3 separate regions of the Homo sapiens genome follow, and regions 1 and 3 are each linked to region 2. Evidence: chromatin loops called from intact Hi-C (ENCODE). Cell type or tissue: PC-3. All regions are shown on one strand.

Evidence for each region. Hi-C counts contacts between places; a loop is a spot of excess contacts. Peaks named below come from ENCODE experiments on the same cell type or tissue, not always from the same donor. Only the 100,000 strongest peaks of a DNase experiment are listed, where the experiment ranks them.
Region 1: a loop joins it to region 2, with 8 times the contacts of the local background. A loop is called at or near these places in 3 of 110 quality-filtered maps.
Region 3: it touches region 2 in a loop (24-fold over the local background); 48 of 110 quality-filtered maps call a loop at or near these places.

The regions. Positions count from the first base shown.
Region 1 is chr12:115,339,180-115,343,179 of GRCh38, forward strand. The region is part of intron 2 of LOC124903082 (a long non-coding RNA gene); the gene reads right to left. Among named protein-coding and RNA genes, the nearest start is that of LINC02463, 550 kb to the right of the region's middle. RefSeq lists an enhancer at 1,690-2,889. In PC-3, no CTCF peak of the experiment used is centred here; a DNase peak (open chromatin) is centred at 2,432; H3K27ac peaks cover 2,310 bases.
Region 2 is chr12:114,666,439-114,670,438 of GRCh38, forward strand. It overlaps TBX3 (T-box transcription factor 3), which reads right to left. Exons shown (of 7, transcript NM_005996.4): 7 at 3,817-4,000. Among named protein-coding and RNA genes, the nearest start is that of TBX3-AS1, 14 kb to the right of the region's middle. In PC-3, a CTCF peak has its summit at 1,830; DNase peaks (open chromatin) are centred at 1,913, 3,133 and 3,683; H3K4me3 peaks cover 3,899 bases; H3K27ac peaks cover 3,429 bases.
Region 3 is chr12:115,630,555-115,634,554 of GRCh38, forward strand. The region is part of intron 1 of LOC105370003 (a long non-coding RNA gene); the gene reads right to left. All of the region lies in intron 2 of LOC105370002 (a long non-coding RNA gene), which reads right to left. Among named protein-coding and RNA genes, the nearest start is that of LINC02463, 250 kb to the right of the region's middle. In PC-3, a CTCF peak has its summit at 2,014 (motif pointing left); a DNase peak (open chromatin) is centred at 1,897.

The DNA.
Region 1 (4,000 bases), 670 kb after region 2:
GCAGAGGCAGTGGTTGCGGAGCTGGGCCTTAACCCCATTGTTTATGGTTTCTAATGAGAGACACCTGGGAGAAGCATTAAAATGCAGTTTCCCTTGTCCTCTCTAGACCGACTGACTCAAGATCTCCAGGGCTAGGGCCCCAACTTTGTCTTTCAGCAAACTTCCAGGTGAGTCTAGAGTTTTAGAATTCTTCCATAGTTCCTGTTGGACTATACTCGTGTAGTTATTTTCTCTTCCCACTGTCCAGTTTCCTTCTTTTCTTTCTCCCACATCCCTTCATTTTTTCCCCTTCTCCTATACTTTGGGCCTCTCTCCAAAACTAGCTAGTTGTTCATAACTAGTTTGTTGCAGAGAAACTAGAAGAAACCCAGGGTACCATGTCTTATACCTCTCCGTTTTTAAGCTGGTTAATAAAAAGTAATTAAAAGTCATCCACAAATATGTTTGTTGTTAGAATTTCAAACAGTGTAGAATTTTAGAGATTTTTAGAGAGTAAAAGCTGTTTTTCTTCTGATCCTTCCCAAAACCAGGCCACCCCCAATTACTGTTAATAGTTTAGTGTGTAACGTTCCAGACACCTACATTTTTTATTCGAATAAATATATGCAGATACACACTCAGAGGATAATTCAAAACAGAAATGGAACTACACTATTCCTATTATACTGTGACGTGGCTCACTTATAGATATTTTATACATTCCTTTGTGTGATTTTGTTTGTTTTTTATTTATTTATCTTTTTTTAATTTTACTTTAAGTTCTGGGATACATGTGCAGAACATGCAAGTTTGTTACATAGGTATACACGTGCCATGGTGGTTTGCTGCACCTATCAACCCGTCATCTAGGTTTTTAAGTCCCGCATGCATTAGGTATTTGTCCTAATGCTCTCCCTCCCCTTGCCCCCCAACCCCTGACAGGCCCCCGTGTGTGATGTTCCCTTCCCTGTGTCCAGGTGTTCTCATTGTTTAACTCCCACTTATGAGTGAGAACATGCAGTGTTTGCTTTCTTGTTCCTGTATTAGTTTGCTGAGAACGATGGCTTCCCTGCAAAGGACATGAACCCATTCTTTGTTATGGCTGCATAATATTCCACGGTGTATATGTGCCACATTTTCTTTATCCAGTCTATCATTAATAGGCATTTGGGTTGATTCCAAGTCTTTGCTATTGTGAACAGTGGCTCAATAAACATATGTGTGCATGTGTCTTTATAGTAGAATGATTTATAATTTGGGTATATAATACAAATAAATATAGCATATTCTTGCTAATGGTTATAGAGTATACCACTTTTGAAAGTATATGAATGAGTTGAATTAGTCACGAATAGATGGTCATTTTTGTAGCTTCCTATTTTTCACTATTGTAAACAGCATGACTCTAAATATGTGCTTGTACATATGCTTTTGTTTGTTTGTTTTAAGACAGGGTCTCACTCACTCTATCGTCCAGGTTGGAGTGCAGTGGTACAACCTTGGCTCACTGTAACCTCTGCCTCCTCGGTTCAAGTGATTCTCCTGCCTCAGCCTCCAGAATAGCTGACATTACAGGTGTATGCCACCACACCTGGATAATTTTTGTATTTTTAGTAAAGATGGGGTTTCACCATGTCGGCCAGGCTGGTCTCAAACCCCTGACCCCATGTGATACCCCCACTTCGGCCTCCCGAAGTGCTGGTATTACAGGCATGTGCCACCATACCCGGCCCATATGCTTCTTTGAATATGTGTAGTCTGAAAGGTGAATTGCTTTGGAGAGAAAATACTGGGATTCAACCTTCTGTCCACTTGGCAATTTTCTTCCATTCTTTTCCAGTCAGAGATTTCTATGCCTAGGAGGGTAATTGACACAGAATGACAGCTACTATTTTCACTGCTGCTTTTCCTTTTTACCTGCTTCTGGGGAGTAAGGGAGAGTTGAAAACTAAAATGGATGTACTCTCTTGCCAAAGTGGGAAGATTGTCATGAAGGCCAGCTCAAGCTTCAAGACAAAAGCTACTAATAGTGCTCTTGACATCATTCTTAGAGAGAAAGAAGATGCGCTTACTGATTGAAAAACTTGGCAGTTTTTAGCAACAAGGAAAGTTGGTGAATTTTCCCAGGTTAAGTGTGAAACATGACAGAGCTTGGGTGAGCTGCTCTGACTCCTTATTCATTGTTGCTATTTTCTTTTTTTTTTTTCTTTTTTCAAATTATACTTTAAGTTCTGGGATACACGTGCAGAACATGCAGGTTTGTTACATAGGTATACATGTGCCTTGGTGGTTTGCTGAACTCACATCTGAACCGGTCATCTACTCATTGTTGCTATTTTCTATGAAGCCCCAACCCCCTGTGATTTCAGTATAAACACCATACAGCCACCCACACCCCACCGGCTCCCTATGACTCAGTCACATGCTCATCCCCGAGTCATTAGAGAATGGAAATCATGAGCAAGATCTGGCTCACACCCAGGGAGTGACAAAGCATGTCCAGAAAATCAGGGATTCCCCTTCTGCCAAGGAGGCGCGAGTGGAGACAGCCAATTCTCCATGGTCAGGAGGGGGATGTTTCAAAGCTCCAGGCCTCTGAGGTTGGCAGAACTGCATGTTGTTTTGGGAAACTGTGCATTGCAGCAATTGTGAGAGAACAGAACTGTCTTCGAGGCAAGAGAAATAACAGAGCTGAAATAGACCATGCAATAATGGTGAACTGTAATCTCAGGTTTCATTGGTGCCATGATCTTAATTATAAATAGTATTTGAAACCCATTTTTCTCCCTCTTTAATGATAACAACTAAGTTTGTTAAGTAGTTACTCTGTTTTAGGCACTGTCCTAAGGGAATTAGAATACTATAAGTATTTTGGACAACAATTTGATCCTCAGGACAACCCTTTTGATAGGATTATTGTGATCTTCACTGAAAATTGAAGAAACTGAGTCTCAGAGGCTAGACAAGGACTTTGTTACACAGTTAAGAGAGTGTGAATCCCAGGCTTTGTGAAAGATTAAAATAAGCACAAAATAAATGCATGTTACAAATCATTACTGAAAAGGAGCAAATGCATTTAACCTCAAAGTTAGCTCGCAGTTTCTGAACGTCAAGAATCTGGAAGCAGCTTAACTGCATGGTTCTGCTTCAGAGTCTCTCATGACATGGCAGTCAAGTAGTCAGATGGGCTGTCGTCTCATTTGAAGGCTTGACTGGGGGAAATTCATTTCAATGCTTATTCATGTGGCTGTTGGCAGGAAGTCTCAGATTCTCACTATGTAGGTCTCTCTTCAGGGCTGCTCCCAAAATAGCTCCCCCCACCTGCCCCCCACCCCGCCCCCCACCATGATCAGTTGAAAGACAGAGAGGAGAGAAGAGAGCAGGGAGGAGGGAGAAGGGAGGAAGAAAAAAGGAGAGCAGGAAAGGGGGGGATGGGGGAGAGATAATATACCTGCAATTTCTTTTGTTATCTAATCTCAGAGGTGAAACACCATCACTTCCGCTGTATGCCATTGGTGAGACCAACCCTGGTATAATGTGGGAGGGAACTACACAAGGATAGGACTATTAGAAACTGGTTACCATAAGAATACATCTCTCCGCTAGAAAATCTTTGTGGTCTTCACGTGAAACAACACACCAAGGACCTAGTATCCTTTATTTTTTTCTCTCCATCCATCACTCCGACCAATGTCAAATATATACAATTGGAGGGAACATTTCTTGCCAAAGAATGAGGAGCTTCTATGTTGATTCTGCATGGGAATATCACCCGATAAACTTTGTTCCTGTCAACTCAGTCTCCTTAACAAATAGGCAGGTAGCATTGTCTTCCCTTTTACCACCTTGAATCAAGGATGCTGGTTATTCTAACTCCAATTCCATCTCGAAGGTTAATTCTCTACCTTGCTCTGCCCTCTTTGTGATGCACACAGACTATGAAACTCATGTTCCCTTACCCCGGCTTTCAGTTGGGTTTGACCAATGATAAACACCAGCAGAAGACTGAGGGTGGCAAGAG
Region 2 (4,000 bases):
CCGGAACATCCCCTCAGATTTCTGTAAATCCGGGACATATGCGCCGCAGGTACGTACACCTTCAGCTGAATTAGGAAAGGGAATTACAGTGGATCCTGGAGCCCACTTCGGTTTGAATCCTGGCTCCATAATTTCCCCCAGAGGATCTTGGGTAAGTGATTTAATGGTCTATGCCTCAGTTTCCTCTCTTGTAAAACAGAGATAAAGATCATATATCGTTTATGGGGTTAACTGTGAAGGCTAACGGGGGTCACTTTTATGGGGTGCTTCACCGAGTGCCTGGCTTGTGCACGTGTCCCTTGTATGCCAAGTATTTATATTATTCTTGTTTCGTGTACTTTGAACTCCGACATCTGCAACATATACTTCTTGATTATACGCATCTTGATTATAAAACAACCAAATGCATCTACATCCGGAACTGTCTTGCGCATGAACTTCTAAACCCAAATTGGAAGAGACAGCTACAGATGGAGCACGCACAGCTACACGCAAACATACACATATCCTTCTAACACCTGCAGCTCCTGGCCCCAGAATGCAGACACCCAAGAGCTACCCTTAGATAGGAGTCTATACTGGGCTACCTACAGAAGAACCCAGGTCGCCGCTGGCGGCCTCGCAGCTGCACCCCGACAGCCACTTTCTTGGCTGGTTGCCGTGAGGTCACATTGGAAACCAGCGAGGCAGAAAGCGCGCTGTCGTGAAGCGTTGCAAGCCTCTCGTAGCGGCCTGAAGGCGGCTGTCTGTCTGCTGGCTTAGGGGAAAGGTCAGAATCTGGGTTTTCCTTCTTGGATGGAAATTTTTTTAAGGGCCTACACGTCAGGAACTGTCCCCACAAAGAAAGAGTGGGTCCCAGAACAGCGCAGATCTAGAGAGAGGCCCTAATCGCGCGAGCGCGCACACACACACGCCCTCTTGCACACACCCGGCTCCTTCAGGTTGCCGGGACCTCGGGAGGAGGGAGCCGCAAGGTCGTGACCCCTGCCTCTGCCCGAGCGCGCCCTTCGGCCCCTGCAATTAGCGCCGGGAGGTCAGCAGGAACCCGGACGCCTTCACCCGCGGCTCAAAGCACAGCAAAAGGCGACCCCATCCCCTCCCCTCCGCGGGTCTCAGACTCCAGGGCGCAGCCAGGACTGGAGCCGACCTTCCCGACAGGCAGGGGTTGGAGGCCTCTGACCGGCACCCGCATTTGTCACCTTAAATCTACAAGTCACGAAGGTGCTGGGCCCTGCAGGCTGCGGTAGCTGACCCTCGTAGGGACTGCTGCTCCCGCGAGTCATGGCCTTTGTCCTTGTAGACGCGGCCAGGTTAAAAAACAAAAACTTCCAAAGTTGTGGAGTAAAAAAGAGAGCATCCTGGTACTGGCAAGTTGTCCCCAGGGCAGAATTTGAGGTGTGTATGTTGGGGAAGGAGGTATCCTTTCTCTATCGACCCATCGCGAATTCAGGTTATCCCCCGCCAGGCGGGGTCCAGAACAAGGGTCTAGAGATTTCTACAAGCAGCAAGGAACTTGTCCAGAGAATTACGAGCCAGGGTTCCCGCACTGAATTTTCTAACATTCTTTGGAAACCCAGAGGAGGGCAGGGCTGTTTTTCTCATCTGAGGCACAAACGGGAGTGAAAGTGATATCCAGGAAAGAGGGGAAGGCAGCTTCTTCCGAGGCTGAGAATGGGGCTGGGGACGGAGGAGGAGGGGAGTGGGGCTGGGAGTGGTGGGGATGAGAAGGGGCGAAGGCGAAGCGCCCAAGTTCCGGAACCCGGGAGGCGCTGGGGTGCCGAGCCAGCTGCGGCGACCTGGACGCATTCGTAGACGAGACAGATAGGTGGCACTCGAAGCCCAGAAAAAAGGCGAAGGCGCCTGCCCTGAGTGGCCTCTGGGGCGGCCGCAGCCACCATAAAGCCTGCGGCGAGATTGCGACCGGCGCCAGGTGAGTAATAGGCAGCAAAATCCAGAGAGACTGCGAGCCGTTCATCCCCTCCACCCCCCGCCCATCAGCGCTACAGGAGTTACTCATTAACATCACAATATACAAATGAGATACACAGGAGATTAAAAAAAAAAAAAAAAAAAAAAGAGGAACGCCAGTAAGAGAGGCTGGACACAAGTCTGAGCAGGGTCCCCAAATCGGGGGCGGGGGGAGAGAAGGGAGGAGGTAAGCAAATTTGGACTGAGAAAGAAGAGAAAAGCAAAGCATTTCTTCCCTTTTGGAGGCTGAGTTCTTTTTTCCCCAATTCGGGAGAGCGCAACCAGCCAACTACCACCTTCTCAGAGGCGCGGACACCGCGCGTTGTCGCTGGATCCAGAGCTGCCCCCTTCAGGCTGTAGCCGCTGCGCAGAAGGAGCGCGCCCTGGAAATCTCCCAGTCCTCGGGGGAGCCCCAGCCTCAAAGGTCCCCAGGGCCCGTCTCAGCTCAGGCCCTGCCACCCCCGCAGCGCACCCCGCCCCTCCCCCCCCCCGCGACTCCGCACCAACATACTCTGGTTGTCTGTCTTCCCTCCCACCCCCGGAGACATCGCAGAGGAGGCTGTAGGGGTCCCCACGTGCCTGGCCAGAGATGGAAGGGGCTTTGCCCCGCTCTCCAAAAGGTCTCGACCTCGATCCCTTCCAAGTACAGGATGAGGGAAGGGAGGGGGCGTCCTCCTCTCCGGTCATTCAAGAGGCCTGAAGGTGACAGGGACTTGGGGCCGGGCTGGCGGGCTCCAGGGGGTGGCGGGTGGGGGGTGGGGAGGGAGGCAGCCGCCAGGCAGGCTCCAGCTGGGTCTTCACGTCATGGCCCCCAGGGCAAGAAAAGGGCTAAGGACTAACCCTCGAACCTTCCCGTGCCGCCCCCGCCCCCCAACAGACACACACCTCGGAGGCGAGGCTGGGGGTCGGGAGACCAAAAGACTGACAGTGCCTCATCATTTTTTATTGAATGTTTCAAAGATAAATTGAACTTCAAAAGGCAACTCCCCGAACAGCCTGGAGACGGGTTTGAAGGGGAGACTAGGGGAGGATGTCAGCCTCCTGGGTGACTTTTGCCGTGGAGGGGGTGAAATGTGCACCCTGGAATTACCTTTCCCCTTTCGGGGATAATTTCCCTCCTCCCTCGCGTGACACAGCTAAGTTTTCGCGGAGCTGGCCGCGCTTTGCACGCACAACTCGGGATGGATGGGGCCTCGTAGGGGCGCCTTGGGCCAGCCGGGTTCAATTTGAGGCACCAGGGACTGCAGGCTGTGTGGGGGGTTGCCGAGTGGAAAGGCGTTGCGTCTTGTCCACTTCTACAACCTGGAGGGTTGCTGCCTAGCCAAGCCCGCTCGGACTGCTGGGGCATTCTGCTGGCCTTTTCCCCGAGCCAAACACACTGGTGCAAGAAGGTATTTTCGACTTGGATTCGCCAGATTGATGTCAAAACTGAGGGCGAGCTTAAAACGAAAAACATTCGTACTTGCCGAGCTTACTTTTGGTCGGATTCGGGTGGGAAAACCTGACTTAGGGAGCACATCAGTCTTTTTCCATTAAAACTTAAAAGTATCTGAAATTACCCTTCTTTCTGTATTCTCATCAGGCCCCTTTCCGTCTCCCTGCTTTGCTCCCTAATTTAAAGGAAAAGTAATTTCAGATTGAAGTGGCTCCCTTCGCTCAAGTAAGGGACTTTTGTTTTTAGCTTTGTAACTTGAGTGACATCTCATTTTGGTTCGCTGGGGGCGGTCTTAATTATTTAAAGGCGAAGGGAAGGGGGTAAACTCAGAACAAGAAGATACTAAACCCTCCCCTGACTGTCCATCTTCAGGAAAGGTTCCCAAAGAAAAAACATTTAACACAAGGCCCAAAGACATTTCAATAAAAATTTATTGAAATTTCAGTGATGTTTTAAAGAGAGGGGGAAAAATACAGAAAACCAAAGAACTCATCAACAACTATAACACAAAATATACCTTCATGAATTTGTCTTTAAACCATCTCTCAGCACCTGACTTTTGAACTGTGAATATATCTCTATAGGCAGGCACCAATT
Region 3 (4,000 bases), 960 kb after region 2:
AGACCATGACACTGCCTTAGTTCAAATCCAAAATATGTCTCTTTTTAGTCAGACAAGTCCCTCGACAAAACTGGGCCTTGGTTTCTTCGTCTGTAAAATGGAGTGATTTCAAAGTTATTTTTAGGGTTTTAAAAAGTTCAATGTGATATACCTAGCACAGTGCCTGGCAAGTAAGTCTTCAGCAGATGTTAGCTGTTGTCTTTGGGTATCTCTCGCATGGACAGATCTGGGTCTGATTGTTATGGTGCTTCTTGTGGCAGAAAGTGAGTGGCGTCTTCTCATATATGTGGGCATTCAAGATGTGAATTATCAGGTAAGATGCAGGTACCCAGGTAAGAAATAGGAACTTGGAAAGCAGGCTGTAGAAACTGGGCCAACACTACTGACTAGAGACCCAAGAGTTATTCCTCCTCCCTTCTCCCTGGCTACCATCCGCTGTAGAGGCTAGAAAGCGAAACACGGTCAGCCTCCCTTGCAGCTATGGGACTAGTCCTGTTCAGGAAACAGAAATGAAAGCCGGCAAGGGAGAATTTTGGAAACATTATATATAATTTGATAAAAAGAGACAGCCTTAACCTGGACCTTCCCATTTTCCCTTTTCTTCTTTCCCCTCTGGCAATGCAGGAAGTAACCATCTTGTGGCCATGAGGGAGAGCCCAAGAGAATCCCAGGAGCTCTCAAAAGAATACTATTGGCTTACTGAGCCAATGCCAACAATCTACTGCATACTCACAAGGACTTCTGATATGTGGGTGATTTAAGCCTCTGTCATTAGGTTTTCCATGATTTGCAGTCATTTGCATTTTTAGCTAACACAAACACAAGAGGGAAAAGTCCTTCCTTTCCTTAGGCCCAGTTCCCCCGAATCTCAACTTCAAGCAGCCTAGATGTCATCAGGAATACCTCCAGCTTGTTGGAAAACGTTGGCTTCTGCTTCATCAATAGCCAGGAAATAGGCAGAAAGACACCCTAAAGACACTTCAAGCCAAAGAGGAATGTAACTTAGCTAGTGGGACAAATCATCTATTTCTTCTCAATGTCCTCTCAGTTTATTTCCCTTGTGCCATCCCAGAGCCTTTAGGGAGATGCTATTTGACATCCTGTCCTGGTCTCAGATTTGCTACAGGGAATTAGAAGGAGGGCTGCAAGTCTGCCTAGGTTAGATCATTGAATGGAGAATGAGGACTGGCCAAGGGAAATTGGTATCTTGGGGGAAAGAAAATCAGAGCTTTAAGATTTCCTCCCTTCTTTCACACTGTGGAGTCAAGACTGATTTTGTTCAGGGCCCAGGAAGTTCCTAACAGCTACAGCAGAGTTTTCCAAACAGTTTCCTTCTTCAAGTTCTCAGCTTAAAAAGGAAGTTCACAGATAATTGACACCTCAACCCTATTTACATTGCTTGTTCAATCGAGTTCATTCTCCCCAAAAACTAAAGCACATGTCTACATCAGATGAGTTTCTTAATGCTTATCCTACAGATAAAATACATTCTGCCATTACAGTCCTTAATCATTTATTCATGCATGTGTGGGCTGATTGATTGATGAACTGATTGATTCTTTAACATTTGTTGAGCACCTACTGTAGGCCAAATTCTGCATGGAATGGAATTTTAAGTATGACAAGTGGCACATGCCAGCCTTTGTATGGAAACAACATCCTGGGTTTCATCCACTTCCTATGATAAACCTTCTTCAAAACTCATCTAGGGAAACTTCCTCCCAATCTATACATTCCATAATTTACCACCTGGTTGATATTTTTATTGGTTTTGCTCCAAGAGAGCCTAGTTGCAGTTGTTCAAACAGTTTTGCTTAGTCAGCCTGCAAATGAATTTTTAAAAATATCTTGGCAAGTGTACAACTTGCATTGGAGAATTCTGCATGACTTTATTGTGCTTTTACAGAGGGTAGGAGTATATAGAATGGAATATATCACAAAACCTTTGTAGTAGTTTTGGAAGATGGGGGACAAATTGCTTTGCTCAGGACATATAACCACACTACCACCTGGTGGTAATGTTGTACCTGAAACCCTTGAATAAAGGTGGCCCTGAGCCCAAATTTTTGGTGAAATTTATGAATTGGAGAGAGATTTTTCATGTATGAAATTAAAAGGGCCAAGCATCCATGTAAAACCATATCTCAGAAATCTGATGAAAATTCAGATCAATACTTCCCAATTATCATCTTTAACTGCCATATTTATGGTGAATCATAACTGTTCTCAGAAGCAAAGTGCTTTTCATGTGCCTGACTTGAGATAACATTACTATTGCTTCCATTTCACAGCTGAGAAAACGGAGGCTCAAAGAGGCCATGGAACTGCCCAGGGTGTAGAGTTAGCAAAATAGGGAAGCCAGGACTCAAACCCACATTTTCTGATGCTGAAAAACACACTATGCATTTAGGAAGGGTATCATTATACTTTTGGGTGCTGTTTAAATTGAAAATCAATGCATGAATCAATGACATAACAGAGCACATTGGCATCAAGGCAAGTAAATAGAATAAAGAAAACAATAGGTAGTGTGTCTGTATCTGTGTTGACTGATTATACATAGGACAAATAGCCTTGTCTTAGGTTAGGCCAGATGCCCTAGAAGCAGAGCCTGGGACAAGGATTAGGTGCCAGTGATTTATTGAGTGCCCTTAAGAGAAACCTATATTGGTATGGAAGAAACAAGATAGAAAAGTGGAAGAAGTCAGGCAATGATGTGGTTTCAGGTAAAATCTAGCCTCATCCTGATCTGACCAGGAGCCCTGGGGTGTTAATGGCACTGCACACCTTGAGATGAGGAGACTTGACTTTTGTACCCCAGCATATGCCAGTCACTGACTATGGGCTGCCATGGAAGGGAATGTAAAACTCTCAGTTTCCTGCAGGCAAAGTGGCTCCAGTCACTCCAAAGCAATTCTCTGAAGAAGGGTTGGAGGTATGAGCAGTTAGCAGCACCCTACACAACAGCTGGGTGATGCAGACTCAGTTGCCAAAGAGGATCCCAGGGGATCAGGTAAGGCACCAACAGCATCCCTACAGATCCCCAAATCTGCAAAAGGGAGACACAACGAGATGACTGTCAGTGTAGCCTAATTTCTCCAGGAAACAGCCTATCCACACCACCAGGAAGAAAGGCCTCTGCCCTGTTTCTAAGCACTGTTCAATTCACACAATCTTTCCTAATAGGGTCAGAGAGAATATGATATTTCAGTTGGGAATGGAATTGAAAAAAATTATTCAGGTGGGTTCATAAGTAAGGGTGGGACAGGAATACAAATTGGAAATAATCACACGTCCAATTCTAGAAAAACGACTAGGTAAATTATAACACAGCCACATGGCAGAATATCATGCCTTCATTAACACTGAAGGTCATACTAAGAATTGGTGATTGTCACCTTTCATCTGGCTTATTTCCATCTGAACTCCTGGCTTCTATCTATGTCTCCTACAGCCTATGTATTAGTCAGGGTTCTCCAGAAGGACATAACTAATAGGATCTATGTATATATGAGACAGAGTTTATTAGGGAGAATTAACCCACACCATCACAAGGCGAAGTCCCATGATAGACTCTCTGTAAACTGGGGAAGAAATAAGCCAGTAGTAGCTCAGTCTGAGTCCAAAAGCCTCAAAAATAGAAAAGCCAACAGTGCAGACTTCAGTCTGTGGCCCAAGGCCCAAGAGCCCCCTGGCAAATCACTGATATAAATCCAAGAGTCCAAAGGCTGAAGAACCTGGAGTCTGATGTCCAAGGGCAGGAAGAGCGGAAGGAAGCATCCAGCTTGGGAGAAAGATGAAAGCCAGAACACTTAGCAAGCAAGGTCATCCCACCTTCTTTTGCCTGCTTTGTTCCAGCTGTACTCACAGCCGATTGGATGGTGCTCACCCACACTGAGGATGGGTATTCCTCGCCAACTCCACTGACTCGAATGTCAATTTCCTCTGGCAGCACCCTTACAGACACACCCAGAAACAATACTTTTACCAGCTATCTAGG